Linked DNA regions of Homo sapiens: regions 2 and 3 are each linked to region 1. The links are chromatin contacts, found by Hi-C or POLR2A ChIA-PET in ENCODE. All regions are on one chromosome and are shown on one strand. Each heading gives the region's core, a stretch centred on a gene start or an enhancer-like site at or near the end of the contact. The rest is flanking DNA. Distances are from core to core; before and after follow the strand shown.

What was found. A loop is a pair of places that touch in the nucleus more often than their neighbours do. ChIA-PET counts read pairs that join two places held with the same protein, here RNA polymerase II (POLR2A). Pooled maps may share reads with other maps.
Region 2: a loop to region 1 is called in a pooled map, with 2.9 times the contacts of the local background. The contact joins the promoter of SMARCD3 here to the enhancer-like site in region 1. A Hi-C loop is called at or near these places in 1 of 168 maps with a recorded cell type or tissue (sigmoid colon) and 11 of 50 pooled maps.
Region 3: a map of cardiac septum shows a loop between it and region 1 (3-fold over the local background). The contact joins two enhancer-like sites. A Hi-C loop is called at or near these places in 54 of 168 maps with a recorded cell type or tissue (A673, B cell, CD14-positive monocyte and 36 more), 37 of 37 single-sample maps with no recorded cell type and 48 of 50 pooled maps. POLR2A ChIA-PET finds 5 or more read pairs at or near these places in 12 of 52 experiments (AG04450, CD4-positive, alpha-beta T cell, CD8-positive, alpha-beta T cell and 8 more).

The regions. Positions count from the first base shown.
Region 1 is chr7:151,457,736-151,461,675 of GRCh38, reverse strand. No RefSeq gene overlaps it. Among named protein-coding and RNA genes, the nearest start is that of CRYGN, 20 kb to the right of the region's middle. RefSeq lists enhancers at 455-1,122, 2,460-3,128, 3,853-3,940. Within about 2 kb of position 1,660, at least 30 of the 41 ENCODE cell types and tissues checked have a DNase peak (open chromatin) inside an H3K27ac peak, as active enhancers do; they include heart right ventricle, sigmoid colon, spleen and 1 more, where a contact is called at or near this core.
Region 2 is chr7:151,246,849-151,250,788 of GRCh38, reverse strand. SMARCD3 (SWI/SNF related BAF chromatin remodeling complex subunit D3) reads left to right here and starts at 2,095. Exons shown (of 13, transcript NM_001003801.2): 1 at 2,095-2,304. The coding sequence starts at 2,227. RefSeq lists silencers at 1,435-1,524, 3,572-3,866 and an enhancer at 3,854-3,940.
Region 3 is chr7:151,312,313-151,316,252 of GRCh38, reverse strand. No RefSeq gene overlaps it. Among named protein-coding and RNA genes, the nearest start is that of NUB1, 28 kb to the left of the region's middle. Within about 2 kb of position 2,237, at least 4 of the 41 ENCODE cell types and tissues checked have a DNase peak (open chromatin) inside an H3K27ac peak, as active enhancers do; they include heart right ventricle, spleen and tibial artery, where a contact is called at or near this core.

The DNA.
Region 1 (3,940 bases), core at 411-2,910:
TGCTCGCAGAAGCCTCTGGATGCTGTGGTTACTCCGGTTGCCCACACTGCCTAGCAATCCTTGAACCAGGATGCCTTCAAAGCATTCCTTGGGAGATTCCAGAACCATTCCACCTCGTTACCCTCCCCCAAGAAGGGGATGTTTTATATAAAGAAAAAAAACAATTTTTGTGTTGCCCATCCTCCCTACCTCAATGACTTCCTAGAGGGCAACAGAATGGCCAGGTGAGAGCTGCTGTGGGGTTAGAACTGGAAAGAATCAGATCTAATTTAACATCCTTGTTTTCAGATCATGGAACCCGAGGTCCAGAGAGGTCAAGGGGCAGCTACTTGATCCCCCACTTAGTCTGTGTTTCCACCACACCACATTGGGACATAGCCCATGAGCCTGTCCACAGGGAACCCCAGTCAGAGCTTCATCCCCAGTCAGGGACAAAGACTTGGAACATTCCGGTCCTGGCCCCCTCTACAGCTAATAAAAACCTTTGGGCAACTCCTTTATATTTTGTGATCTTCTTTTATTTTAAAACTTCCCTTCACCAGGGATCGTTGTCACAGCCAAAAGTATGAAAACCCTGGATGTTTCCAAAGTGCTATAGAAGCACCAAGCCACAGTCCTGAGGACGGGTGTGCTAACCTCAGACTGCCAGCTGGAGCTCTCACCTGGTGTCAGGGTCCCCGTGAGTTTCTGCAGCTTCACGAGTGCCCATGATTGTGTATCTCCAGCAGCAGTCGGTGCTGTGGGTGGCTCCGGAATCCTGCAGTGCTGCCATCTTATTCCTGGGCTACACATCCAAAGCAATACGGAACACCACGACTTACCCCAGCAAACGAGTTTACCAAATCCGAGAAAAAATATTTCATTCCAGTCTGGCCCAAGGCATCAAGAACAGTATGATCTACTAAGAACTACCAACACAGTGATCCGAGGATTGCAGGCCCGCCCTCGTTCTCATGTCCAGCATGCTGAAGGTTGCCTGTGCGGTGTCACTATTGGTCCCCAGAGCTCAGTCCCACACCTGCCCAGCCAGACCCTGTGGCAGCGCAGCAGATTGTGTCCTGGCCAGGGAGGCTGCTGACCTGCCCAGTCAGCTTCTGAGCGGTGGGACCTCAGCTCCTCATCTGCAAAGGAGAGAGTCGCCTGGGAGATGACTCTGAAGGTCCCCCCGGGTCCCACATCTGCCACAATCTAGGAAACAGTCTTGGATTCGTAGTTTCACAAGAAATAGCACAGGATTCGGGAAATATTGTGGCCTCAGCAGCCAAGACCTTTCACCCAGTTCCTCCTACTGCCCAAGAAAGCCCCGGGCAGAGCTGTGCCTCCTGATTTATTCCCTACAAGAACACAACAGCCAGCTGGCAGGCTCCTGCGAGGAGAGAGCCTCTGCCTGCACCGCGTGGCTGCCGCCTGGCGTTCTGTATATCCCTCCACTCCCCTCCTGCTCCCATCATCATCAGATCAGCAAGGAATTCAAGTACATCAGCACAGGACTCTGTGGCTGCCTTACGGGGCGCGGTTGACGAGGGTGATATGTGCTGAACTTTACCCTAAAAGGCTCAAGCAGGAGGACAGCAGGGAGTTACAACTGGAGCAGCGGAAGGTCACATTCCTTAGCTCTGACGTCGGGATTTTTATTATCCCATAACAGAAATCGTTCCAAGGCGCAACCTTTTCTGTGTCTGGGGCATTGTTGTAAAGTTGTAGAATGACAGTAACAGCTCTAAGCCAGCGCAGCCGCCTGGCTCGGCAGTTACCACATATTGGCTTGTATCAGAGTGACCTGGATGGCTCGCTGACACAGGCTGGCTTCCCCCGCACAGTCCCTGATTGCAGAGGCCCCGTCAGGTGCAGGACATCTGCATGTCTTCCAAGTTCCAGGGACGCTGCTGCTGCTGCTGCTGCGAGCTCAGGGGCTGCATTTTGAGAAGCACTGGCTTGGACAATAATGGCACAGGGCTCTTATTGTCCAGATTAGGAGGGAGCACGGGCCGGAGTGACAGGACTGTGGGACCGCAGAGGTGGCCAGGCCACTCACCACCCCCTGGGGACTTGGACTGAGGGGGGCTGTGGGTTGAGTTGCCTCCCGGCAAAAGGCATGTTGAAGTCTTCATTCCCAGTACCTGTGAATGTGACTCTATTTGGAAATAGGGTCATTACCAACGAACAAAGTTAAAGTGAGCACATACTGGATTAGAGCAGACCCTAAACCAATGGCTGGTGTCCTTAGAACAGTGGTCCCCAACCTTTTTGGCACCAGGGACCAGTTTCATGGAAGACAATTTTTCCACGGACTGGAGTTGAGGGGATGGTTTCAGGATGAAACTGTTCCATCTTAGATCATGAGGCATTAGTTAGAGTCTCATCAGGAGCATGCAACCTAGGTCCCTCGCACGCACAGTTCATAATAGGGTTCGTACTCCCATGAGAATCTGAAGCCACCGCTGCTCTGACAGGAGGCAGAGCTCAGCTGGTAATGCTTGCTCGCCCCCTGCTCACCTCCTGCTGTATGGCCCAGTTCCTAACAAGCCACAGACCAGACCAGTCCATGGCCTGGGGGTTGGGATCCCTGCCTTATAAGAAAAATAAATTTGGGGCCGGGCACGGTGGCTCACGCCTGTAATCCCAGCACTTTGGGAGGCCGAGGCGGGCGGATCATGAGGTCAGGAGATCGAGACCATCCTTGCTAACACGGTGAAACCCCGTCTCTACTAAAAATACAAAAAAATTAGCCGGGCGTGGTGGCGGGTGCCTGTAGTCCCAGCTACTCGGGAGGCTGAGGCAGGAGAATGGTGTGAACCCGGGAGGTGGAGCTTGCAGTGAGCCGAGATGGCACCACTGCACTCCAGCCCAGGCAACAGAGTGAGACTCTGTCTCAAAAAAAAAAAAGGAAAAAAAAATGTAGACACAGAGAGGCAGAGACTGGTATACCAAGGACTGCCAGCACTTCCAGGAGCCAGGAGAGGCCTGGAGCAGATTCCCCTCTGAGCCTCCAAGAAGAAACCAACCCCCCAACACCTTGGTTTCAGACTTCCGGCCCCCAGAACAAGAGAATACGTTGCTATTGTTGTAAGCCACCCAGTCTGGGTTACTTTGTTATGGCAGCCCCAGGAGGCAAACAAAAACAGAGGGCTCCTTCAATGTGTGGCTTGCAGTTGTTTCTTGTTTTTGTGTGTGTGTGAGAGAGACAGAGTTTCGCTCTTGTCGCCTGGGCTGGAGTGCAATGGCGTAATCTCAGCTCACTGCAACCTCTGCCTCCTGGGTTCAAGCGATTCTCCTGCCTCAGCCTCCTGAGTAGCTGGGATTACAGGTGCCCACCACCACGCCCAGCTAATTTTTTTGTATTTTTAGTAGAGACGGGGTTTCACCATGTTGGCCAGGCTGGTCTTGAACTCCTGACCTCAGGTGATCCCCCGACTTTGGCTTCCCAAGGTGCTGGGATTACAGGCGTGAGCCACCACGCCCAGCTGTGGCTTGCAATTTTAAGACCAAGAGAGCCCCTGGCAAACTGGGGCAAGAAAGGATAAGGAGCCCAAATGACAGCTAGCCAGAACTTTCATGTCTACAAAGGAGAAAAGTGATGCTCAAAGTTGTGATCTGCCAAGAGTCGCCAGTGATATAGTTTGGATGTGTGTTCCCTCCGAATCACATGCTGAAATGTGATCCCCAAGGTTAGAGGTGGGGCCTGGTAGGAAGTGTTTGGGTCATGGAGGTGGATTCCTTGTGAATGGTTTGATGCTGTTCTCATGTTAATGAGTGAGTTCTCGCTCTGAGTTCATGCAAGACCTGGTTATTAAAAAGAGTCGGGGTTCCCCTCCCAATTCCACCTCTCTTGCTCCCTCTCGCCACATATGCTGGCTCCCCTTCACCTTCTGCCATGATTGGAAGCTTCCTGAAGCCCTCACCAGAAGCAAATGCCAACACTATGCTTCGTGTACAGCCT
Region 2 (3,940 bases), core at 846-3,345, 210 kb after region 1:
GAGTTAAAGATCAGTCTCTGACCTTATGGGGACCTTAGCCTCTCTGGGAAAGCAAAGCTAATGTCCTTGAAGCACAGTGCACGTCAGGCCAGTCCAATGCCAATTCATGGTGCTGGGTAGATGGCAATGAGCATTTGGAGAAGAGAAAAATCTTTGCATACAAGTAGGACGAAGGAAGGCTTCCTGGAGGAAGTGGGGCCTGGGCTGGGCTTTAAAGAATAGGTGTGATTTGGACAAGCAGAGGGAAGGCAGAGGGCAGGCAAAGGGCATTCCAGGTAAAAGAATCGGGGGCAGGGGCTAAGAAATGGGAGTGAGCGGGGATTCTGGAGGTTAGCAGGCAGACTGGGCAAGTCACTTCCCCAGGTTCCCAGCAGCATGACCTATGGCAGACAGAGGCAGGCCACCCACCCATCCCCACCGTGTCAGGGCCCAGGCTCTGTGTGTGGGGGTGTGTGGGGGGTAGTCTAGGCTAAAGCCCTGGGAGAGATTTGGTAGCAAGGGGATCTCTAGGTCCCCTTTCAAGCTAGGGGTGGTGGAGGAGCAACCTGGACCAGATGTCCTCCCTGACATTTCAGATTGACAGTGGGCACCTAAATGAACAGTGACAGCCAAGAGCACAACCAGGGCCAGCAGAAATCAGGCTGCAGGCAGAAAGGACCCCCTGGGCAAAGGCATTCTGAAGGGTTTAGGGTCAGTACCCTTCAGTCTTCAGGGCCCAACTTCAAGTAAGTGTTTCAACAAACTCCCCTAGGCACTAGGCTATGGTCCTGCCCTCACCTGGATTCTCACAGTGAGGCCCCAGCAGACCCCCAAACTTGACCCAAGGGCCTTGTTCCAAAGCCCACGGCTCCTCCCCAAGAAGGAGAAAAAAGGGGCGTGGCCTTTGGGGACCTGGGTAGGCCCAGGACTCCCTGCCTGGGTATGTCAGGATTTGCCCCTCCTCCTTCCGGTCCCTCCTCCACTCCAGGGACTGCCAACTCCTTCCACACGCCCCTTCTGGGGCTCCCTTGCCACCCCACGCCACACCCCAGCCTCAAGACCCCTCTCTTTGGGGTCTTGAGGCCGGCCCAATATACCCACTATACCCAGCCCAGCTGCCCCAACTCCTCTGGGTCCCCTAACCCCACTCCACCCCCACCCCAAGGAAACCAAGCCCAGCTTGCCTCGTTCTCTCCACGCACCCACCCGAGCACCCCCCTGGCGCTGCGCCATTCCCCACATTCATTCTCTTCCTGTTCTCATGAGCACAATCCCTGTCCCTCTTTCTGAAATACTTCCCCTATTGCCCTCACTTTCTCACAGAGCGGCAAACAAAGACTCACATACCCAGAAATAGCCTCTCACAGAGCTGAAAGGCACAGGCCATGTCCTGCCACACACGCAGGCGCGCGCGCACGGAGGCTGTCGTGGAGGGAGGCACACATACAGGGCGTCTGTCTGCACGCACATAAGCTGCCACGCCACAAAAGGGCGCGGACACACACGGCGTGTGAGACAAGGGCACACACAGCAGTGGACGCAGGGCCACGCCGCCGCCCGGGCACACCCACCGCCGCCGGCCCCGGGCAGGCGCGAGGCCTCGCGGGCCGGGCTCCCCCGGTTCCTGCCAGCGAATGTTTCCCTGCTCGGCCTGCCAGGTCTCTGGGGAAAGGGCCTCAGAAATGCAGCAGGAGCCGCTGGGGGAAAAGTTGGAACTGACTGTTCCCTGCCTGGCGCGGCCGGCGAATTCCCTGACGGAGAAACTATTTGTGGCGAGAGCCGGTGGCCGGCGACCCCCCGCCGCCTCCCCTGGCGTCCCCTCCCCGCGCCGCCTCCCGCGGGCCTCGGCGGCTTCGGGCTGCAGCACTGCTGCCCAGCGCCCGCGGCCGGGCTGGTCGGCGCGCCTCGCCGCTTATCTGCGCTGTTTGGACAGCGGGCTTGGAAAGGCAGGCGGCCCCGTCCCCGCCGAGTCAACAGGCAGACCCCGGGCCGCCGGACTATTTCTGTCTTATCAGTGCAGGAATGCGGCAGCCGCGGCGGCGGCGGCGGCGGCGGGCGGGCGGCGGCGGCGTGGGCCGTGGGCCGTCAGGGCAGCCCTGAAGGGGCCCCCTCCCCACTCCGCTCGAGTAGAAGTGTGAGAGAGCCCAGCAGGACTCAGAGGGGAGAGTTGGAGGAAAAAAAAAGGCAGAAAAGGGAAAGAAAGAGGAAGAGAGAGAGAGAGTGAGAGGAGCCGCTGAGCCCACCCCGATGGCCGCGGACGAAGTTGCCGGAGGGGCGCGCAAAGCCACGAAAAGCAAACTTTTTGAGTTTCTGGTCCATGGGGTGGTGAGTGGGGGAAAGTTAGCGGGGGAGGGCAAGCGAGCTGGCTCGGGCTGAATGGAGGGCTGATCGGGAGGGGCCGGGAGGGCGCTCCCGCTCTCCCACCCCTCTAGTGGGGGGCGTCATGGCCCACGGCCCGGCCGCGGGACTGTGCTGGCGCCCTGGCACCCGAACACGTCGCCAGGCGGCCGGCCGGGTCTGACGCGAGGCGGGGAAGGGAGGCGTTTGCATGGCTCTTGTCAGGGGCGGGGGTGGGACTTGGGGACTCTACCCCCCAAGTAGGGGGTCCTCGCTGTAGCCGACAGGTTGACTTTCGTTCTTTTCCTTGTGGGCCCAGGTGTTGCCCCTGCCCTGGGGGTGGGGGTGGGGGATGGGGACATGGCAGAGGCTGGGCTGGGCTGTCTGTTCATCCGTTGGGACAGTGTCACTGCTTGTGTCTCCGGAGCAAGGAGCAGGTGACCCTGGAGGCACTGTAGCGGGAAGCTCGCAGGCTGAGCCACCTCTGCATCCCAGCGGGAGGGCTCTGGAGCTTCTGCCTTAGGGTGGGGGAGAGGACCGCTCTAGGGACTTAGCCCAAGTTAGGGGCTCTGAGGGTCTCCTTGGCGGACTCAGCCACCAGAAGCTGATGTCCTTAACTCCTCGAACATGTGAAGGAAGGGGCTGGAGTTGGGGACATGAGGCCTAGAGACCGAAGGGACAGGGGAGCACTGTCCTGCCACAGGCAGGCTGTGAAGGCACGTGGGAGCCCGGGAGGCTGGAGCTGAGTCAGTAGGGCCCGGCTGGGAGGGGTATGGAGGGGTGGGGAATGGGAGAAGCAGGGGCTGCGACTCTTGGGATGGGTGAGGGAGTGGAGGCCCTGTGTAGAGGAAGCTGTCGGGTTTACTATGGCCAAATTTGGTTGTGACCCCAAGGAAGACACCCTCTCAGTAAGGCCAGAGTCCCTAGGATTTTGGCCTTTCATGGGGATGGGGCTGGTGGCGGGCACAGCTCTCTGGGGGCTCTGAAAGCCTCCCTCTCAGGGCCTCTTCAGCAGATGGGCCAGTATCCCTGGCCTTGATAACTGGGGAGAGCAGCTGACAGGAAGAGGGGGACTCCCTGGAGTGGCCTGTCCTCCAGCCCCAGGGACCCCTGGGGGTAACTTCCCAAGGTGTCCATGTCAGCTAGCTGAGTTACCAGTCCTAACCTGGCTGCTGGTGGGAGCCCCTTTAAAAAGGCCCATCTAGTGGGGAGAGGCTGTACACGTGGACTGTTTTTTTAATCTGGTCAACTTACAGCTTCAGTTCTTGAGTGGCTGTGAGCCCCAGTGCCCCACCTAGCTGGTGGCCAGGCCTGGGCTCCATTCTGGGCTGCTACCCTGGAGGCCTGAGTGACAGGGTCAGGTGGGGTGAGGGAAGCAGACACATGGACAGGCAGGTTTCACTGCAGGAGAGATAGGCAGAGACAGCTGCTGACCGAGGGTGGGAGGACATTAGGGTTAGACACAGAGCCTGGAGGACCAGGAGGGAGAGGTAGCAGTTGGAAGGAAAACAGCAAGCCCAAGGGGGCCCCTCCTCATGCCTGGGGGTGAGGTGGGTGGTGTGTCCATGTTAACAGTGCCAGGGTCTGCATCCCCTGCCCTCTGATCTTCTTCCTGCTTTCGTGG
Region 3 (3,940 bases), core at 988-3,487, 150 kb after region 1:
TCCGGCCTTAAGCATCTTTTATGTTATTTCATACCTTCATTAATATAACTTCAGTAGCTACTTCATATCTCCCCACGTGGACATAACCATAGATTAGTCAATCGTACCCTATTACTGGTCATTTAAGTTTGTATTAGCTAGAAGACAGACTTACCTGTAATCCCAGCTACTTGGGAAGCCGAGGCACAGAATCACTTGAACCCAGGAGGAAGAGGCTGCAATGAGTTGAGATTGCACCACTGCACTCCAGCCTGGACGACAAACTGGAGTGAAATTAGCAAAAGTGCAGGAAGCATTGATTTTTTTTTCTTTGAGACTCTGTCTCAGAAAAAAAAAGTCTCACCATCAACATCTATAATAATAAAGAAAACGAAGAACTAGAATCGATGTTTATAATGCGTCTTACTCTAGCACAGAGATACGTAAGCTAGGAAATAAAAACAACTTCATTCACCTCATTGAGAGATGCATTTCCAATAAAAACGTACTTTTTATGTTTAACAATTGTTAATTAGTTTGTCACATATTTATTCTGTTTTAATCAAATATCCATAATGGTGATGATAACTGTAAGCAGAAGGTAACGTTTCCATAATTACAGACCTGATCACAAAGGTACCGCTTCCTTCAATTTCAATGTATAAACATATTTTCATTGCTGAGAAGTATGAGAGGTATAAGCCATATGACTTTCACACATAACATATATTAGGATAAAAGTTTATGAGGGAGGTGGATGGAAAGAATGGTTAAAGAACTCATTTACGTATGTTTAAATGGTGGGTGCCAGAGTGATACGATGCCTGCATATCACTGAACACACAGCCAAGAGTCACATGTTTTATTTTCAAAATATTAATATTTTTAATAAGCTGGAAGTTGCATGCTTTTCAGCCATTAAACCTGGAGGAAAATTTTTAGGTGCAAAATGGAAAACTCTGAGGACACAGCTGTTAAAAATTGAGCAGTACCCCACCCGCCTCGGGATCTTCCTGAGTCTAGGGCTCCCTCTGGTGGTGAGACTCAGAATTTGTGTTAGATCACAGCCCCGGAGACCTGCCTAGCAAGAATTAAAAGCACCACGTTCTGCAAGCCAACCCCTTCCTTCTTGGTGTGTTTCCTGGAATCGTCACTGTAATTTTTTTTTTTTTTTTGGTTTTTGAAACGGAGTTTCTCTCTGCCCCCAAGCTGGAGCGCAGTGGCGCGATCTCGGCTCATTGCAACCTCTGCCTCCAGGGTTCAAGCGATTCTCCTGCGTCAGCCTCCCAGGTAGCTGGGACTACATGCATGCGCCACTAATTCTTGTATTTTTAGTAGAGACGGGTTTTCACCATGTTGGCCAGGCTGGTCTCGAACTCCTGACCTCAAATGATCAGCCCGCCTCGGCCTCCCAAAGTTCTGGGATTACAGGCGTGGGCCACCATGCCCGGCCTGTCACTATAAAATTTGACCATATTGGCCCTCTAAGCCCAGAACCTTGAGAGAATAGTACACTGCACCCCTCATCAAGCCAGATCCTCCATGGTCATTCATTAACTTGACGGACGTCTACTGAGCACCCACTATGGGCCAGGCACCCATTTCTAAAAGCCCTCTGTATCTCTCTCTAAGAAGTGTGAAGAAGTTCCTAAACAAAAGAGGAACCCAACACGAATTAACGACCACAGAAATTCACCAAAAAATTAAAGTGACCCACAAACGTTTACAAAGAGGTTTATCCCCTCCAGTAATTAAAGAAACACAATGAACCACAAGAAATCATTTGCCTGCTCCTAAGCTGGGATAGGTTTAAATATCTGATAATATCCAAGGCTGCCATGGGTGGAGGAACCGGGAAATACATGTCTTCATACCTTGCTGGTGAGGATATAAACTGGTACAATTTAACGGACTACGAAGAATATTAACATTTTTTCAGTTCATGCTTTTGACCCATGAATTATTTTAAGGCTTTCGTCGGGACCCTGGCCCAGCCTGCTGCTGAGACCGTCAGGACCTTGGTAAGATGCGCTGGGGTTAGAGTATCTGAGAGCCCCTCTCCTAACTGCTGAAAAGGAGCGAGTTCTCCAGCCTTTGGTTACATGTCCCCAACCAATGCCATTTTCTAAGAACAGCCTCTGTGGCTCTGCTCCCAGCACAAGCTTTCCTGTGCCAAGAACTGGGAGGCGGCCGGGGCAGTGGGGACTGGCGCCTGACTCAGCCTCCTGGGTCAACGGGTGGGGAGCGTCCCGGGGCTCAGGCTGCCTCATCTCTCTCCACCCCTGCCCCCCTTTCCATCTCACACCCACACTCACACTTACAAACACACACACTCATACCCACAGTCACGCACACACCCACACTCACGCACATGAACTCATACACAACCAAACACACTCATACACATGCAGTCATACACTACTCCCCCTACACCACACACACACTCACAAATACACATTCACTCACACACACCAAACACCCATACACATACACATACACCACTCCCCCACACTCACACACACTCTCACACACACACCCCACACACACACGAACTCACACACACTCATACACAACCACACACCCATACACATGCACTCACACACCACTCCCCCACATCACACACATAAATACACTCACTCATACACACCCACCAAACACCCATACACATGCACACACACTACTCCCCCACACAACTCCCCCACACTCACACTCTCACACCCTCCCCACACATCCCAAACTCACTCCCACACACACGAACTCACACATGCTCATACACAACCACACACACCCATACACATGCACTCAAACACCACTCCTACACCACACACACTCACAAATACACATTCACTCATACACACCCACACATACCCATACACGTGCTCACACACCACTTCCCCTACATCACTCACACCCACCCTCACACACACGCATTCACTCATACACACCCACACACACCCATACACATTCACTCACACCTCTCCCACCCACTCACACACAAACTCAGTAACACATACCTTCACACACTCATATACACCCACATACATGCACTGACATACCACTCCACACTCCTCTACACTCACACACACACATCCCCACAACCCACACTCACACATATCCACACCCACACTCACAAATACGTTCATTTATACACACCCACACACCCATATACATGCAGTCACACTACTCCCCCACACTCACAGCCACACACACCTTCACACACTCATACATTCACACACCCACACACATGCACTGACACTCCACTCCCTCACACTCTCACACACACCCCCAGACATCCACACTCACACATTCACACACACGCACACACACCACTCCCTCACACTCACACCCCACACACATCCACACTCACACAAACACACACATTCACACATATATACACACGCACTCACATCACTCCTCACACTCGCACACACACACCACCCCCACACATTCATACACACAGAGACACACTCACCCACACACATTCACAAACTCTCACACACATTCACACACTCATATCCACACACACCCATACTCACACATGCACTCACACACCACTCCCCAACAGTCAGACACTCACAAACACACATAGCCCCCACACACTGACACACTCACTCACACTCTCACACTCACACACACCCTGTGGAAGACTAGAAAGAGCCCTGGACTCTAACGTGACACCAACATGGTCTTGCCTCTCAGGGTCTCAGGGGTCTGCCTCGCTATGGGCCTCAGTTTCCCCACCTACACAAGGGGATTGGACTAGATGATGCCTCTGAGCCCCCCCGCCCCAGCGTTAATTCTAGCTCTGCCCTTCAAGGAGGTTATCATCTAATAGAGGAAGCAGGAGATGCCCTCCAAGTCATGCCACAACGAACGTCTTGAACCCCCCTAAATGGAATGCTGGCATATTCCACTCCCAAATACACAGTCATGTGCTGCATAATGATACTGGCCAATGACA